Regions from separate parts of the Homo sapiens genome. Here region 1 is linked to region 2. The links are chromatin loops, found by intact Hi-C in ENCODE. Cell type or tissue: heart right ventricle. All regions are shown on one strand. Region 1 overlaps UBE4B (ubiquitination factor E4B). Region 2 overlaps UBE4B (ubiquitination factor E4B).

Evidence for each region. A loop is a pair of places that touch in the nucleus more often than their neighbours do. Peaks named below come from ENCODE experiments on the same cell type or tissue, not always from the same donor. Only the 100,000 strongest peaks of a DNase experiment are listed, where the experiment ranks them.
Region 1: a loop joins it to region 2, with 2.7 times the contacts of the local background. A loop is called at or near these places in 29 of 110 quality-filtered maps.

What each region holds. Positions count from the first base shown.
Region 1 is chr1:10,043,130-10,051,129 of GRCh38, reverse strand. All of the region lies in intron 1 of UBE4B (ubiquitination factor E4B), which reads right to left. Among named protein-coding and RNA genes, the nearest start is that of UBE4B, 14 kb to the right of the region's middle. In heart right ventricle, no CTCF peak of the experiment used is centred here; a DNase peak (open chromatin) is centred at 4,581; H3K27ac peaks cover 1,754 bases.
Region 2 is chr1:10,100,682-10,108,681 of GRCh38, reverse strand. UBE4B (ubiquitination factor E4B) reads right to left here. Exons shown (of 28, transcript NM_001105562.3): 4 at 7,487-7,574; 5 at 5,590-5,734; 6 at 2,938-3,166; 7 at 2,099-2,485. Among named protein-coding and RNA genes, the nearest start is that of UBE4B, 72 kb to the right of the region's middle. In heart right ventricle, no CTCF peak of the experiment used is centred here; a DNase peak (open chromatin) is centred at 3,007; H3K27ac peaks cover 2,513 bases.

The DNA of each region.
Region 1 (8,000 bases), 58 kb after region 2:
GAGGCTGAGGCGGGAAAATCATCTGAGCCCAGGAGTTTGAGGCTGCAGTGAGCTATGATAATGCCACTGCACTCCAGCCTGGGCCATAGAGCAAGTCCTGTCTCAAAACAAAAAGCAAACAACCAAAAAAGCCTGCAAGTATGTCTGACTCTGAATTAGAACTCTGATAATGAGGCTTTTTTCATCAAGTGCCTACCTTAACCTAATTAACACAACTTAATGCAGCAAACAAATAAACTATTGCAATACTAGAATTGGGAGGCAGGCCGGTTGTGGTGGCTCACGCCTATAATCTCAACACTTTGGGAGGCCGAGGAGGGAAGATGGCTTGAGGCCAGGAGTTGGAAACCAGCCTGGGCAACATGGCAACATAGTGAAACTCCACCTCTATAAAAAAAAAAAAAAAAAGAATAGGAGTCCTGAAAAGACATGTTGTATCACTGCATTCATTCATGCATTGAACAAGTATTTGTTCTGAGCCACTCTGTGCCAAGCCCTGTGCCAGAACTTGGATAAAAAGCAGTAAACAAGAATAGCCAGGAGTTCATATCCCAGTAGGAGCTACACCAAGTGAATAAATAATTCAATGCAGTGTGGTTAATGTTAGGAGAGAAGTGATTTTAATGAAACCCCTTTCCCGTTCCTCCAACTTCTCCCTATCACCTACTCCTTCAGCTGCTGCAGACCCTTAGTGGTTTTGGAGAGCTTGGGGTCACACATTTGGCTATGCCTGATATATCTCAAAACCTTTCAGATCAGGCCAGGCACACTGGCTCACACCTGTAATCCCAACACTTTGGGAGGCCAAGGCAGGCGGATCACCTGAGGTCAGGAGTTCAAGACCAGCCTGACCAACATGGCAAAACCTGGTCTCTACTAAACATACGAAAATTAGCCAAGTGTGGTGGTGCATGCCTGTAATCCCAGCTACTCGGGAGGCTGAGGCAGGAGAATTGCTTGAACCCCAGAAGTGGAGGTTGCAGTGAGCCAAGAGCGCCACTGCACTCCAGCCTGGGTGACAAGAGCAAGACTCTGTCTCAAAAAAAACCAGCCTTTCAGATCAGCAAGCAGCTACCAATATCCCATATTTGCCATCTTCAGTTTTTCTCCAATGTTCTCATATTTCTATCATCAATTTCAAAAGAATGAATGTAACAGAATTTGCCCAGAGTAAGAAGTAAATGAAACATTTCTCTTCACCACAGACTTATTTTTCTAACTTTTTTTTTTTTTTTTTGAGACAGGGTCTTTTGCTCTCTCGCCCAGACTAGAGGGCAGTGACATGGATCATGGCTCACTGCACCCTGGACCTGCCGGGCTCAAGTGATTCTCCCATCTCAGCCTCCCGAGTAGCTGGGACCACAGGTGCATGCCACCACACCCAGCCATTTTGGACATATGGGGTCTCCCTATGTTGTCCAAGTTGGTCTCAAACTCCTGGACTCAAGTGATCTGCCCACCTTGGCCTCCCAAATTGCTGGGGTTACAGGCATGAGACACTATGCCCAGCCAACATTGTTTCCTAATTTAAAAAAATTTTTTTTTTTTTTAGAGAAAAGGTCTTATGATATTGCCCAGGCTGCCCTCAAACTCCTGGGCTCAAGTGATCCTCCTGCCTTGGCCTCCCAAGTAGCAGGGATTGCAGGCATGCATCATTGCGTCTGGCTACAGTGTTCTAATTGTCAAAATCCTAGTCATCTTTAAAGACTAATTCAAATCTTCCCAGTCCCCTCCCTACATTCCCCATCAGAATTAACTGCCCCATCAACCGTACCCCCTTTACTGAAATGTCTATTTAGCACTTGAAGTCTAGCTGGTTGCGTTCCTGTGTCCCCAGCTGCAGCCTGAGGTCACTGAAGGTAAAGACCAGGTCTTCGTCATATTCGAGCAGCATCTCCACATAGTCAGCCCTCAGTACCTGGCACAAAGCCCAAAAATATTTGTTGAAATTAAGCAAACAAATTAAATAATATTCAAGTCTCCTACTCTGAAATATTTGCCACTCAACTATTTTTTTAAGCTCTAAAAACTATAATATGATCCAATGTTCCCCATATTATGTCTCAAAATTTATTATTTGGAACTCTTCAGGCCCAAAACCTCATGCTAGGAATGATATACAAATATATCTCTACCTCTTTACTTCCTCCCTTGGGGAAAGAGAGAGAAACAGAGTGTTGAATGAATAAAGAAAGTAGTGATTATAGCAGAGAATGGGAAAAGTTAAAACAGAAAAAGATAAGCTCACCACATTTTCCTGTCACCTCTAAAACCCATGGCTTCTGCCAACTACAGATGGCTTCCCAGTGCACCCCTGGAGCCTACGCCTCACTCCTGAGCTCCCTCCCCTCTCCTCCCATTCTCTCTTGAACTTGCTCCAGTCAGCAATGAAATCAGTCTTGTCAAGGTAACCAAGGGCCTCCATGTCGCCAAATCCCATAGTCACGTCTTGGTCCTCCTCTAATTTTATCAACATTAGACACAGTTGAGCATTCCCCCACATCATGAAATACTTTCTTCCCCTGGACACCAGATTCCATGCTCTCTAGACTGTCCTCCAACCTCAGTGGCTGTTCCTTATCAGTCTCCTTTTCTGAGTCCTCCTGATCTCCCAACCTTTAATTGCTGGAATGGATGGAGGCTCAGTCCTCTTGTCTTCCGCATTTATGCTCACTCTCTAGGTAAAATCTGTCCATTCTCATGATTTTAAATACAATGACAACTTCCAGATTAGTATCCCTAACCCCAACCTCCCCCAAGAACTGCAAACTCCTATACAACCTATTTCACATCTCCATATGGACAAAGAACAGGCAGCATATTCATAATATGTTCAAACCAGATGATAACGTCTCCCTCCCAATCTTCTCTTTCAATTTTCCCCATCTCAGTAAATGACAATTCCATTTTTTGAGCTGCTTAAGCCAAAATTCCTGGTATCCCTGTGGTAGAAAAGCTAGTTGCCTCCCAAAACGCATTCAGGACGGATGCAGTGGCTCATGCTTATAATCCCAGGGCCTTGGGAAGCCAAGGAAGGAGGATTGTTTGAAGTCAGGAGTTCAAGACCAGCCTAGGCAACACAGGGAGACCCTCGTCTCTAATAAAAATTTAAAAATTAGCTGGGCACAGTGGCACACACCTCCCAGTTACTCAGGAGACTAAGGCAGAAGGATCACTTGAACCCAGGAGTTAGAGGCTGCACTGTACTCTAGCCTGGGTGACAAAAAATACCTTGTCTCTAAAAAAGTAAAATAAATAAAATGCATTCAACCATGTTTGCATTTGAGTGTGGCCAGGAGACTAAGCTCTAGCCAAGGAGATGTAAGTAATGACATATGGGCCAAGGGCGGTGGCTCAAGCCTGTAATCCCAGCACTCTGGGAGGCCGAGGCGGGTGGGTCATGAGGTCAGGAGATCGAGACCATCCTAGCTAACGTGGTGAAACCCCATCTCTACTAAAAATAGAAAAAATTAGCCAGGTGTGGTGGCGGGCACCTGCAGTCCCAGCTACTCGGGAGGCTGAGGCAGGAGAATGGCGTGAACCTGGGAGGCGGAGCTTGCGGTGAGCCGAGATCACGCCACTACACTCCAGCCTGGGCAAAGAGTGAGACTCCATCTCAAAAAAAAAAAAAAAAAAAAAAAGATATATGAAGCTTTCTGGCCATGCTCTTATGGGATAGAACATGCCCTCTCCTCCCACTTGAGTCCCTTCCTAAGGACTGGGATGCAGATTTCCTCAAAGAAGCTGGAGCAGCCCTCCTGGCCTATAAGCTAGAGGATGACAGTGCACAAAACAGCATGAGTCTGGCCCCCTAGCAGGCATGGAGTTACTAAGCCAGCTCTCAGCCACCTACCCAGATTTTCACTTGAAATAGAAAAAAATCAACATCTTGTTCAAGCCATTATTATTTCCGACCTCTGCCACAGCAGTCAAATCAATATCCTAACTAATACACAGAATCTGGAAGCTGGAAGTAATCAACCTTAACAATACAAATATGCAGCATTGGCTTAGGGGTCAGCATGGGCACAGATACTGTAGGATGGAAGAATGGCAACCCTCAGAGATCACAATAAAACATTTGGCAAAACCCGTGATATCTTAGAAAACAGCCTGCATGCCAACATGGCCTGTAATTCTAGGGGAACTGGTCGAACAATACAAAATTTGGTGCTTACTGGCTAAGAAGTCCTGCAAACATGAAGCAGACTCAAGCCAAAGCTTGCCAATTCGCATGCAAAGATGAAAGGGAATACAGTCTGCCTGAGGAATGTCCGCGGTCTACAATCAAAGTTTTCAGAGTCTGGTAATTTGGGGCTAAGTAGGGTTGAAAAAGCCTACTCCTTCAATATCCACAAGAAGCAAGCTGGAGAAACTGTTTAGCCCTACAAAAAGGATAGCCTCCAATGTCCACTTCAGATCTGACCCCAGAGGAAAAGAAACACAGAAAAACTCTCCAGAAAATAAAGTCAGAGGCTACAGAGGGCCAGGCACAAGGGAGCTCCTTCAAGAGACCAGAATCAAGGTTGCCAGAAAGGCGAGGTCAGAACCTCACAGTACTGCCAGGGGAGGAAGCGCTCACAGCTCAGCCTGGCAGGAGCTGACAATGGCTATGGACCAGCGCAGAGTATTACTCCCCATTCTTCCCTTTTCCAAACAGGACTTTCTACTTCCATTATCCTAACCTCTCCACCACTGTATGGGGGACAGCAGAGCCCCTGATAACTTTGTTTTAAACTAAAGATTCCTGGAATGTACATCACCCAGGGATTCTGGACTCTGAAGTTGATCCGGGGTTGTCTCCCTCGGGAGAAGGGTTTGGAAAGAAAGGCATAGACTGCTCTCCCTTTCTGATGTGAGAGAACGTATAGCTGAACACATGGCTGCCCAAGAAAAACTATTTCTCAGCCTTCCCAGCAAGTAGCTGTGGCCATGTGACTTGGGTTCCAGCCAGTGAGAGGTAAACAGGAGTGATCTGTGCAACTTTCAAGCTGTGCCATGAAGAGGCACATGACCTCCCCTCCCCTCTCTGGCCAGAATGCAGACATACAAGGGCCAAAAGATGGAAGCCATATGGTAGGAAAGTAGGTACAAGACAGAAGGCACCTGGGCTCCTAATGAGCGCAGAGCTGCCATACCAGCCCCGGCCTCCTACCCAGACTTCTATTTAGAGAGAAATAAACATCTATCTGGCTTAAGCAGCTGCCACTTCATGTCTCTCTGTTACAACAATCAACTCGATGATAACCTAACTCATCCCTGCACCTTGGACTCCACTCTTTCATACTCCACATGCAACTCACTACCCAATCCTATTGGCTCTACCCACAAAATGTATCTGACCATCTAGTGTTTGACCCTTTCTCCCCCTCTCAACCACTAACCCCAGTTGGTGGCCCCCACATCATCTCTCCCTGGGACTCCTTCGATGGCCGCCTTTCTCTCTGCTTTTGCTCTTTCCTCCTTATCTATTCTCTTCACAGCAGCCAGAATGCCCAGGAGGGCAGAGATTTCTGTTTTGTCCACAGGTGTACCCTCATGGTCTAGAACAATGCTGGACATAGACCATATTTCATCAAATATGTCAGACTGTAGACTGTACCATTATTTTTCACCACCAAGAGAAACAAAATATGGCACATTAAACCACAACAAAATGCCTGAACAACAGACAAGGACAGAGTTGTCATCAGTTACACCAGGCTCTCATAGCCCTGAAATTTCTTTCTGAGGAATGTGGAGTGTCTCTGACCTAAGGTTGCATTGCCTGAGTGTGAAATGCAATCCTCCTAACTGTATGTTCAGTTACAAAATGTGACATGGCTTCACACACTTATGGATTTCGGCCTCTCTGAAGCTCCCTAATGCGGGGGTCCCCAACCCCTGGGCCACAGACCAGTACCAAGCAAGCACGCGAGTGAGGGAGTGAAGCTCCATCTGTATTTGCAGCCACTCCCCATCACTCGCATTACTACCTGAGCTCCGCCTCCTGCAAGATCAGCAGTGGCATTAGATTCGAATGGGAGCATGAACCCTACATTGAGTTCTGCACGCGAGGGATCTACATTGCACCCTCCTTAGGAGAATCCAATGCCTGATGATCTGTCACTTTCTCCCATCACCCCTAGATGGACCGTCTACTTACAGAAAAACAAGGTCAGGGCTCCCACTGATTCTACATTATGGTGGGTTGTAAAATTATTTCATTCTATATTACAATATAATAATAATAGAAATAAAGGGCACAGGCCAGGCGCGGTGGCTCATGCCTGTAATCCCAGCACTTTGAGAGGCTGAGGTGGGTGGACTGCTTGAGCTCAGGAGTTCAAGAACAGCCTGGCCAACATAGTAAAACTCTATCTCTATCAAAAATACAAAAAATTAGCCGGGCATGATGGCGTGCGCCTATGGTCCCAAGTACTCAGGAGGCTGAGGTGGGAGGATCGCTTGAGCCCAAGCGGTGGAGTTACAGTGAGCTGAGATCATGCCACTGTACTCTAGCCTGGGTGACAAAGCGAGACAGGCGGGCGGTGGAAGGAGGGAAGGAGAGAGGGAGGGAAGGAAGGAAGGAAGGAAGAGTAAGGAAGGAAGGGTAAGGAAGGAAGGAGCACAACAAATGTAATATGCTTGAATCATCTCAAAACCATCCCTTCCCCTCCCACCACCACCACCCATGGAAAAAGTGTCTTCTACGAAACCAGTCCCTGGTGCCAAAAAGGTTGGGGACCACTGCCCTAATTCACTTGGTGGTGTTTGGCAATTAAATATGGAACTGGGCCAGGCGCGGTGGCTCCCACCTGTAATCCTAGCACTTTGGGAGGCCGAGGCAAGCCGATCATTTGAGGTCAGGAGTTCAAGATCAGCCTGGACAACAAGAGTAAAACCCCGTCTCCGCTAAAAATACAAAAATTAGCCGGGCATGGTGGCACGCACCTATACACCTATAATCCCAGCTACTCGGGAGGCTGAGACACGAGAATCGCTTGAACCTGGCACCTGGCAGGTGGAGGTTGCAGTGAGCTGAGATCCTGCCACTGCACTCCAGCGTGAGTAACAGAGCAAGACTCTGTCTCCAAAAAAAAAAGAAAAGAAAAGAAACGTGGAATTGTGGTCACTCCCCCAACAACAAACATTTTCTTTAGAAACAGCAAATGGACACCCCACCTCCTGTTTCCATTCCTCTCTGTATACAAAGTAACACTTGCTTTCATTGCTGAATCTAAGTGTAATTGTTTGGAAGGCATTTAAAATGGCAACTAATTTTAACACTGTAGCACTCAACTGAAGGGGTGATTACATGAACAGGTATAACCAGGTTCACACCTAAACAGGAAATGACAACTATGTCACAACTGCCACCTGGCCAACGGTGATTACACCATCTATTTATAAGAAGCATCCCGGCCCAGCGCGTTGGATCACGCCTGTAATCCCAGCACTTTGGGAGGCTGAGGCGGGTGGATCACGAGGTCAGGAGCTCGAGACCATCCTGGCTAACACGGTGAAACCCCGTCTCTACTAAAAATACAAAAAAAATTAGTCAGGCTTGGTGGTGGGCGCCTGTAGTCCCAGCTACTTGGGAGGCTGAGGCAGGAAAATGGTGTGAACCCAGGTGGCGGAGCTTGCAGTGAGCCGAGATCGCGCCACTGCACTCCAGCCTGGGTGACAAGAGTGAGACTCCATCTCAAAAAAAAAAAAAAAAAAAAAAGCAGCATCTCAATTTCAAAGATATTAAAATGTGATGAAAACAAGGGGGAGGAGAGTACATCTCAGAAATGATTGAAAAACAGTTGAGATCTCAGTAAGTTTTTACTGAAAGTTGGCCGGGTGCGGTGGCTCACACCTGTAATCCCGGCACTTTGGGAGGCTGAGGCCGGCAGATCACCTGAGGTCAGGAGTTCAAGACCAGCCTGGTCAACATGGTAAAACTCCAACTGTGCTAAGAATACAAAATTAGCCGGGCATGGTGGTGCATGCCTGTAATCCCAGCTACTTGGGAA
Region 2 (8,000 bases):
CGTATTCTCTAATGATTCTTCTGAACACCATCGAATTGAATGAAGTGTACCTAACTCCTACTGCAGTCTCTATTTATAGCCTGGAGTTATTTTTGAACAGTGCTGGGCACAAACACCAACTCAGTCCACAGGAAACTTCAATTTAAGAGCAAAATTGTAAGACAATGAGTCAGAGGATTAGAAAGAAGGTGCTATTATATTCTCTTGCTCAAAGTCACCTACACAACCCAAGTAGTGCTTTTCACTCGGTTTCCAGGGGTAAACATTCAGCAACATCCGGAACTATGTTTCAGCCTCTGCGGTCATTTCAAAGGCTCTTTAAACAAATGGGGTCTGGCTTCACTGAGGTCCAGGAGGTGCTAAGAGAAATTTAAGGCTAGACATGAAAGCAAAGTCACAGTTATGCAGATGGTATGACCTCATATGTTCTTCGATGGATTGCCCAGACTGAGCTCAATGGGGGTGAACAGGGGGGCGGTGGAGGCTGGGAGGGGGTGGGAAGGGAGCACGCACGCACACACACACACACACACACCTCCCCCAAATCCCAGCCCCTCTCCCGTTACTAAATAGCAGCAATTCATGCAACTGTACTTAAGAAAACATGCCTCAGAGAGTACAAGTTGTCACATCTGGTAGTTCACAATAACATTCTCGCAATAGATAAATGAAGGGTCCCTCATTTTAGATCTAAAGGTGGATAAACTTGATGACTGATCTTTAATCTGTTTTCATGCTTTTGAAAAATGATTATACATAAAGTTTTCCTCCAAACTTGCCAGGCGACAACTCTGAAAATTCTGGGGCCAGACACAGTGACTCACTCCTGTAATCCCAACATTTTGGGAGGCCAAGACGGGCAGATCACTTGAGGTCAGGAGTTCGAGACCAGCCTGGCCAACCTGGCAAAACCCTGTCTCTACTAAAAATACAAAAATTAGCCGGGCATGGTGGCGGGTGCCTGTAATCCCAGCTACTTGGGAGTCTGAGGCAGGAGAATCACTTGAACCCAGGAGGAGGAAGTTGCCGTGAGCCGAGATTGCGCCATTGCACTCCGGCCTGGGCAACAAGAGCAGAACTCTGCCTCAAAAAAAAAAAAAAAAAAGAAAGAAAGAAAGAAAAAAAGAAAATTCTCCTATGTGCTACTTTATCCCATGAGAAGGTCTGAACACATCAATATACTCTGGAGCCCACCTCATTTGACCCTATCCTGCCTGGATTCAAAGCACGCCCCTTGTTAGAGCTTATAGAAGTTAGTTCCTAAGCATCTACGCACATGCAGGGGTAAGACTCCATTCCTCTGATACCTGGACCCAAACTGGACACAAGAAAAATCATCACCACCACCACCACCTTCATCATCACCATCACCATCATCATCATCTTCTTCTTCATCTTCTTCATCACTACTGTCCCCAGAAAGTGCGAGGAAGAGGAAGGAGAAAGGATTGTCGTACATACTACCACAACAAAAGCAAAAAAGGCCATCAGAGAACAAAGAAAAAACAAGACGGGGAGAAGCTTTTGCAACTGCTGTCCTTTTAAATAAACCATACACTAAAACTTTTGGCCACTGACATGCAGAAACATAATTCACCTAAATTATAGAAACACATACAGGTACATTTGAGAGAAGGGGCCACTGGATTAGTGGAATTCTGATACTGCTTCCTTCTAAGAGACTGAACTTACATATAACTAAAACTCAACACGTCAGGACATGAACCGACCCACCCCACTCACCAGAAGTAAAAAACACCAGGCCCAGATTTGCTCCCACACCTGCTTGGTCTGATAGCATTTCAACTACCACTGGCAACAGGACAAAAGGCCAAAAAGGGTTCCTGTGTGCCCCAACTCTCAAAGGGAAGAAAGGGATTCACAATAGAATAGAGCAACCCAAACTTTCCAGCATGATTAGAGCCTGGCAGAAGCATGGACTCAGAGTACGTGCCTACCAAACTAGTTAGCCACACAGGTTAATAACCCAAAACAACAATTTAACAGAGTCAGTGTCACACAGCACTTCTTCCAAACCGTGTTAATCTCCTTTCCCTGCACCGCAAACACACATGCAACTCTCCTGTGGGATAAATACCTAGGAGAGATCCTCAGGGAGGAGGGGCGTCTGCTCGTGGCACTGGGTGAGGCGGGTGGTAGGGGTGGACCCGTGCTGCTGGGCCTCTGTCTGGAACTGCTGGCGGGCACTGCTTGGGGGCTACTGGCGAGGGCAGGGGGACTTGGGGAGCTCGACAGAATGGAGACGCCTGAGGACGCCCATGGGTGAGTGACAGTGTAGGGGCGATACCGCGGGGATGAAGGCTGGCTTCCCGCAGCAGTTCCAGAGGCTGCACTGTGAGGACTGAGGGGAGTGGAAGGCACAGCCAACTGGCTGGCTGCACGGGAAGGTGAGGCAAGAGACGGGCCCATCACGGGAACAGAGCTCCAGAAACTGGGAGTGGGAGCCGGACTACTTTCATAGAGGCTAAATTAGTTGAGAAAGGGAGGAAAGAAGAGAAAAATCAAAGAAAAACTTGAGATAACTAACTAAAACAGAAAATATCAAGCTTTTAAAGGAGAATCATTTCAGTTCAAGTATATCTAGCAGATAAACATCTAAATAATTATAATCTAATTGCCCTATTGATCTAGAGGCTATACTTACAAGACGATAAAGTCCCCATTCGAAGAATGATGTAGTATACACAGCCAACTGCTTCTAAAATTTCATCTAGCAATATCTTAACCATAGAGAGCCAAAAAATAATAATCTAGAAAAGAGAATTCCACTTCCAATGACTAAATCCACCTCCCCAAATATGATATATGCCATACCCTGTATGACACTGATTAACACTGTCAACAAACATTCCCTTCTCCTACGTAGTTCACAGTTATTTTACTACCAGTAAGATGTGCAAAGAGAACCACACTGACCTAGACAAAGAGCTGGCACCAAAGGAAGCCACGCTGCAGAACATGGGGCTTGTTCCTGGATTGGAGCCAGTGTTTAGCAAGAGATTTCTGTCTGGTGACCGTGCTGCTGCAGCAATTGGCTGTGATGTGGCTGTCAGACTGGCAAATGGGTTTTCATCTCTGGTCTGAGTGGACATCATTAGCACTTCCATTAAAATCTGGCCAATCAAGTCCTTAAAATCGGAGAATACTGTTGGAAAGGCAGAACAAAGAACAGGTTACACACAGTTCGAACACAGGTTACACAGCCCTTGAATAAGCCAGCTGACCCCAAATGGTTCGATGCAGTATCCTGGATTAGATTCTGGAATGGTAAAAGGATATTAGTGGAAAACCTAAATAAAGCCTTGTGTTTAGTTAGTAGTAATTTCTTAGTTTTGACAAATGTACCATGGTTATATAAGATATTAACGTCAGGGGAAACTGGGTAAAGTATATATAGGAACTCCCTGCACTAACTGAAACTATTCCAAAATTAAAAGTTTATTAAAAAGAAAGTTGGGGTACAGTCATTGAGAGTTACCGCTGATGTATATTAATTGTAAAAAGAAGCTACTCCCAACTATAGAGGTTACTTTATTATACTACAAATGCAACTGGGTTAATATTTCTTAGTCTAGATATGTTTTATAGATAGTAATAAAACTATTAAGTCCAAGGTTCAAAAGATTTTATGAAGGGTCCAACATCTAGTCACCATGTGGCTTTCAGGAGCAAATGCTACATTCTAGCTTCCTTCTTATTCTTTGCAGCTCCCAGTTGATTTACTGTTGGTCTTTAGATACATTTTAAATACCACTAAACAAAAGTTTTAACTCATGGAAATTTTATCTGATTTGGTTATTTAAAATTGCCACTTACATGTGTAAGACAGAGTTGCCACTTAACATGTGTAAGACACTTGTTTTAACAAAAGTTTTAACTCATGGAAATTTTATCTGATTTGGTTATTTAAAATTGCCACTTACATGTGTAAGACAGATTTGCCACTTACATGTGTAAGACAGAGAATCTTAAGATTTATAATAAGAATAACAAGTAGCAGAGTTTCAAATACATGGTCTGCTCCATTAGCAGAGTTAATAAGTAAAATCAGAAATAGTCTTATCTATCCTCCAGAAATACAAAGGACTTTTTTTTTCCCTCCTCAGAAGATAGGCAGCATAGAAAAGAGAAAGGTGATCTCCTTGATATTCACGCATCCATTTAAAATCTATCTATTGAGGGACTATTTTGTGCAAGATATCCTTCTAGGGATACATCAATGAGTAAAACAGACAAAAATCCCTACCATGAGGGAAGTTACATTCCAGTGATAGGCCAAAAAAACCACTCCAGCACACCTCCCATACCTCTTCTGCGTTCCAAATGACTACTGTAAAGAAAAAGGATAGTGCCCTATGATGCTGATATCTTGCTAAGAGTTTTATTATTTTGTTACAAGCTTGGCCTCTTAAAGTGGAATATCAGAAACACAGCAAAATGTCATTATGTTCTATCTTGCTAAGCAATTTAACCAAATAGACCAATTCCACCGTCTATACATGGCTTCATAGGCACTTAAAGCAGGTATAGCTCATACAGAACACTTCTCTCAGGATCCCTGGAGACCACCCACTATATCTATACTTCATAAGAGGAGGTAAGGCCAGGCTCGGTGGCTCAAGCCTGTAATCCCAGCACTTTGGGAGGCCGAGGCAGGCAGATCACGAGGTCAAGAGATCGAGACCATCCTGGCCAACATGGTGAAATCCTGTCTCTACTAAAACTACAAAAATGAGGCCAGGCACGGTGGCTCATGCCTGTAATCCCAGCACTTTGGGAGGCCAAGGCGGGCGGATCACGAGATCAGGAGATCGAGACCGTCCTGGCCAACATGGTGAAACCCTGTCTCTACTAAAAATACAAGAATTAGCTGGGTGTGGTGGCGCATGCCTGTAATCCCAACTCGGGAGGCTGAGGCTGGAGAATTGCTTGAACCCAGGAGGTGGGAGTTGCAGTGAGCCAAGACTGCGCCACTGCACTCCAGCCTGGTGCCAGAGCAAGACTCTGTCTCAAAAAAAAAAAAAAAAACAAAAACAAAACAAACAAAAAAAACTACAAAAATTAGCTGGGCGTGGTGGTGCACGCCTGTAGTCCCAGCTACTCCAGTGGCCGAGGCAGAAGAATCACTTGAACTCGGGAGGCAGAAGTTGCAGTCAGCTGAGATCATGCCACTGCACTCCAGCCTGGTGATAGGGTGAGATTCCATCTCAAAATAAATAAATAAATAAATAAATAAATAAATAAATAAATAAATAAATAAAGAGGAGGTAATGCTCTAAGCACCTTCTTACTACAAAGAGAAAAACTTCAACCCTGAGAAAATGGAGACCATTAACCTATTTACATAGTATTATAGAAATCATGGAAATGAAAAATAAGTTATCGATAAGATCAGTGGAAAGGGAAGAAAGTGGCTAAACAATTGTGTCCTCATCAAGAAGTATCCCTGTCATCAAAAATACAACCCAAGAGCAAGATGGAGTGAATGTGGATAACAGAGGGCAAAGATCTCACATCTTATTTTCTTGTCGAGTACTCTGCAGTAAGACTGCTGAGCTAGATTCCTACCTTCTTTTGGGTTCTGCTTAAACTGTGCAGAAAGAGAAGAAAGAAAGATGACATCTCTGTCCCGGTCCTTCCAAGAGACACGGAAGATCTTACAGACCAGCTGTAAGGCCTGCTCTTCAGACACTTCAGGGCCCGAGGAAGGCTCCTGGTGAAGAAGAAGATTTGCAGGTTAATTTCAAATAAGAGGTATGAGTTAGGTGTTTCAATAGGAATACGTTATTCTGATTTAATTCATTATTAGTGATGATATTTTAAAAATGCATGAAACCATTCACCCACTGATTAGGGGAAAAGTAAGCCTATTCCTATAACATCAAAGTTACAACATCTAAGTCTCATGAGCTTACAATACAATCTATGGGGAGCATAAAAGAGCAAAGATGGCCGGGCGTGGTGGCTCACACCTGTAATCCCAGCATTCTGGAAGGCCGAGGCCAGTGGATCACCTGAGGTCAGGAGCTCAAGACCAGCCTGGCCAACATGGTGAAACCCTGTCTCTACTAAAAATACAAAAATTAGCCAGGCGCGGTTGCGGGCCTGGCTACTCGGAGCTACTTGGGAGGCTGAGGCAGGAGAATCGCTTGAACCCAGGAGGCGGAGGTTGTGGTGAACCAAGATCACGCCATTGCACTCCAGCCTGGGCAACAGAGTGAGGCCCTGTCTCAAAAAAAAAAAAAAAAAAAAAAAAAAAAAAAAAAAAAGAGCAAAGTCATTATCAAAAGTCACCAAGGAAAAATATGTGACAGAGGATGTACATATCCTATCTATTTACTTTTCTGAATTCCATAGGACCAGGTTAACACTCCAGGTGCATGACCAATTTTCCTCCAGGAATTTTTCAAAATTGTAACATTTCTCATTACATACCACCACAGATAAAACAGCATATAAAAAAGAATTTTGTAAACATTAAAGAACTATACAAAATAAAGCACTGCACCACTAGGAGGCTACAGTGCAACTTCTTATTTTTTCCTTTGTTTGTCTTTATTTTTGTTTACAGTGCAACTTCCAATAATCATTAACATGTGTTGCTAAAGGATTCCTAATAATTTACTAAACAGAAAGTGATGTAATTATCTATATTAATACACACACACACACACACACACACACCCTAAATGCAGAGCACTAAGCTCAGGTGATATTCAAATATAAAGGCTTCATGTTTTCCAAAACCTTCTACTTGCGACTAGATTCTACATATTCTTGCTTCAATTCCCAGTCATTTTCCTCAGAATACTGCTAAAGATGTGATGATCTACTTGCTTAAAAGCAAAAGACCAGGCCAGGCGCAGTGGCTCACGCCTGTAATCCCACACTTTGGGAAGCCAAGGCAGGTGGATCATAAGGTCAATAGATCAAGACCATCCTGGCTAACACGGTGAAAACCCATCTCTACTAAAAATACAAAAAATTAGCTGGGCGTGGTGGCGGGCGCCTGTAGTCCCAGCTACTTGGGAAGCTGAGGCAGGAGAATGGTGTGAACCTGGGAGGCGGAGCTTGCAGTGAGCCGAGATCGCACCACTGCACTCCAGCCTGGGCGACAGAGCGAGACTCTGTCTCAAAAAAAAAAAAAAAAAAAAAAAAAAAAGCAAAAGACCAACAGAAAGAATTCTAATTTGCTCTAAATTAGTTCCTATTACAACCTAAATTTACTGATAAAATCATGGCCCTGAACCAAAAACAGATGGATATTATCAGATCAAAGGACTGAGTTACACTTTCATGAATAAGGGTAATCTAGGTTATTCATTTTTCCTCAAAAGAATAAAAATAATCACCTGCCTAGGACTTCCTGATTTCGGGTGGCCCCAATCTAACAGACTCTACAGATACAAGACATGAAATGTGTTTATTTCTATTACCTGTACCAAGGGCTTCATCGCTTACCAACCTTATCACTGAGGCTCCGCTTTTCTCTTCGATCATTTTCATCAACCTCCATGTTTTCAATTCCTGAATCCACATCCACCTGGGACATGCTTAAAGTACAAAAGACAAACAAGCCTTTTACCTTTTATAAATCCGCACAATGTCACTGTAGCTGCTGGGTGAGAAAATGTTTTAAAATATCAGTTAATCAGGAAAGGAAAATGATAATGGTCCATCTTTTTTCTTATTAATTTTTAAGAGTTCTTCATAAATTAGGATCTAAACAATTTGTCTCTTATACATGTTGGAAATATTTTTCCTAAGTTGTCATTTTCTTGGGCTTACTTTTTAAAAGTATATCATTGGCCGAGTGCAGTGGCTCACGCCTGTAATCCCAGCACTTTGGGAGGCCAAGGCAGGTGGATCACCTGAGGTCAGGAGTTCGAGATCAGCCTGACCAACATGGAGAAACCCCATCTCTACTAAAAATATAAAATTAGTCAGGCGTGGTGGCACATGCCTGTAATCCCAGCTAC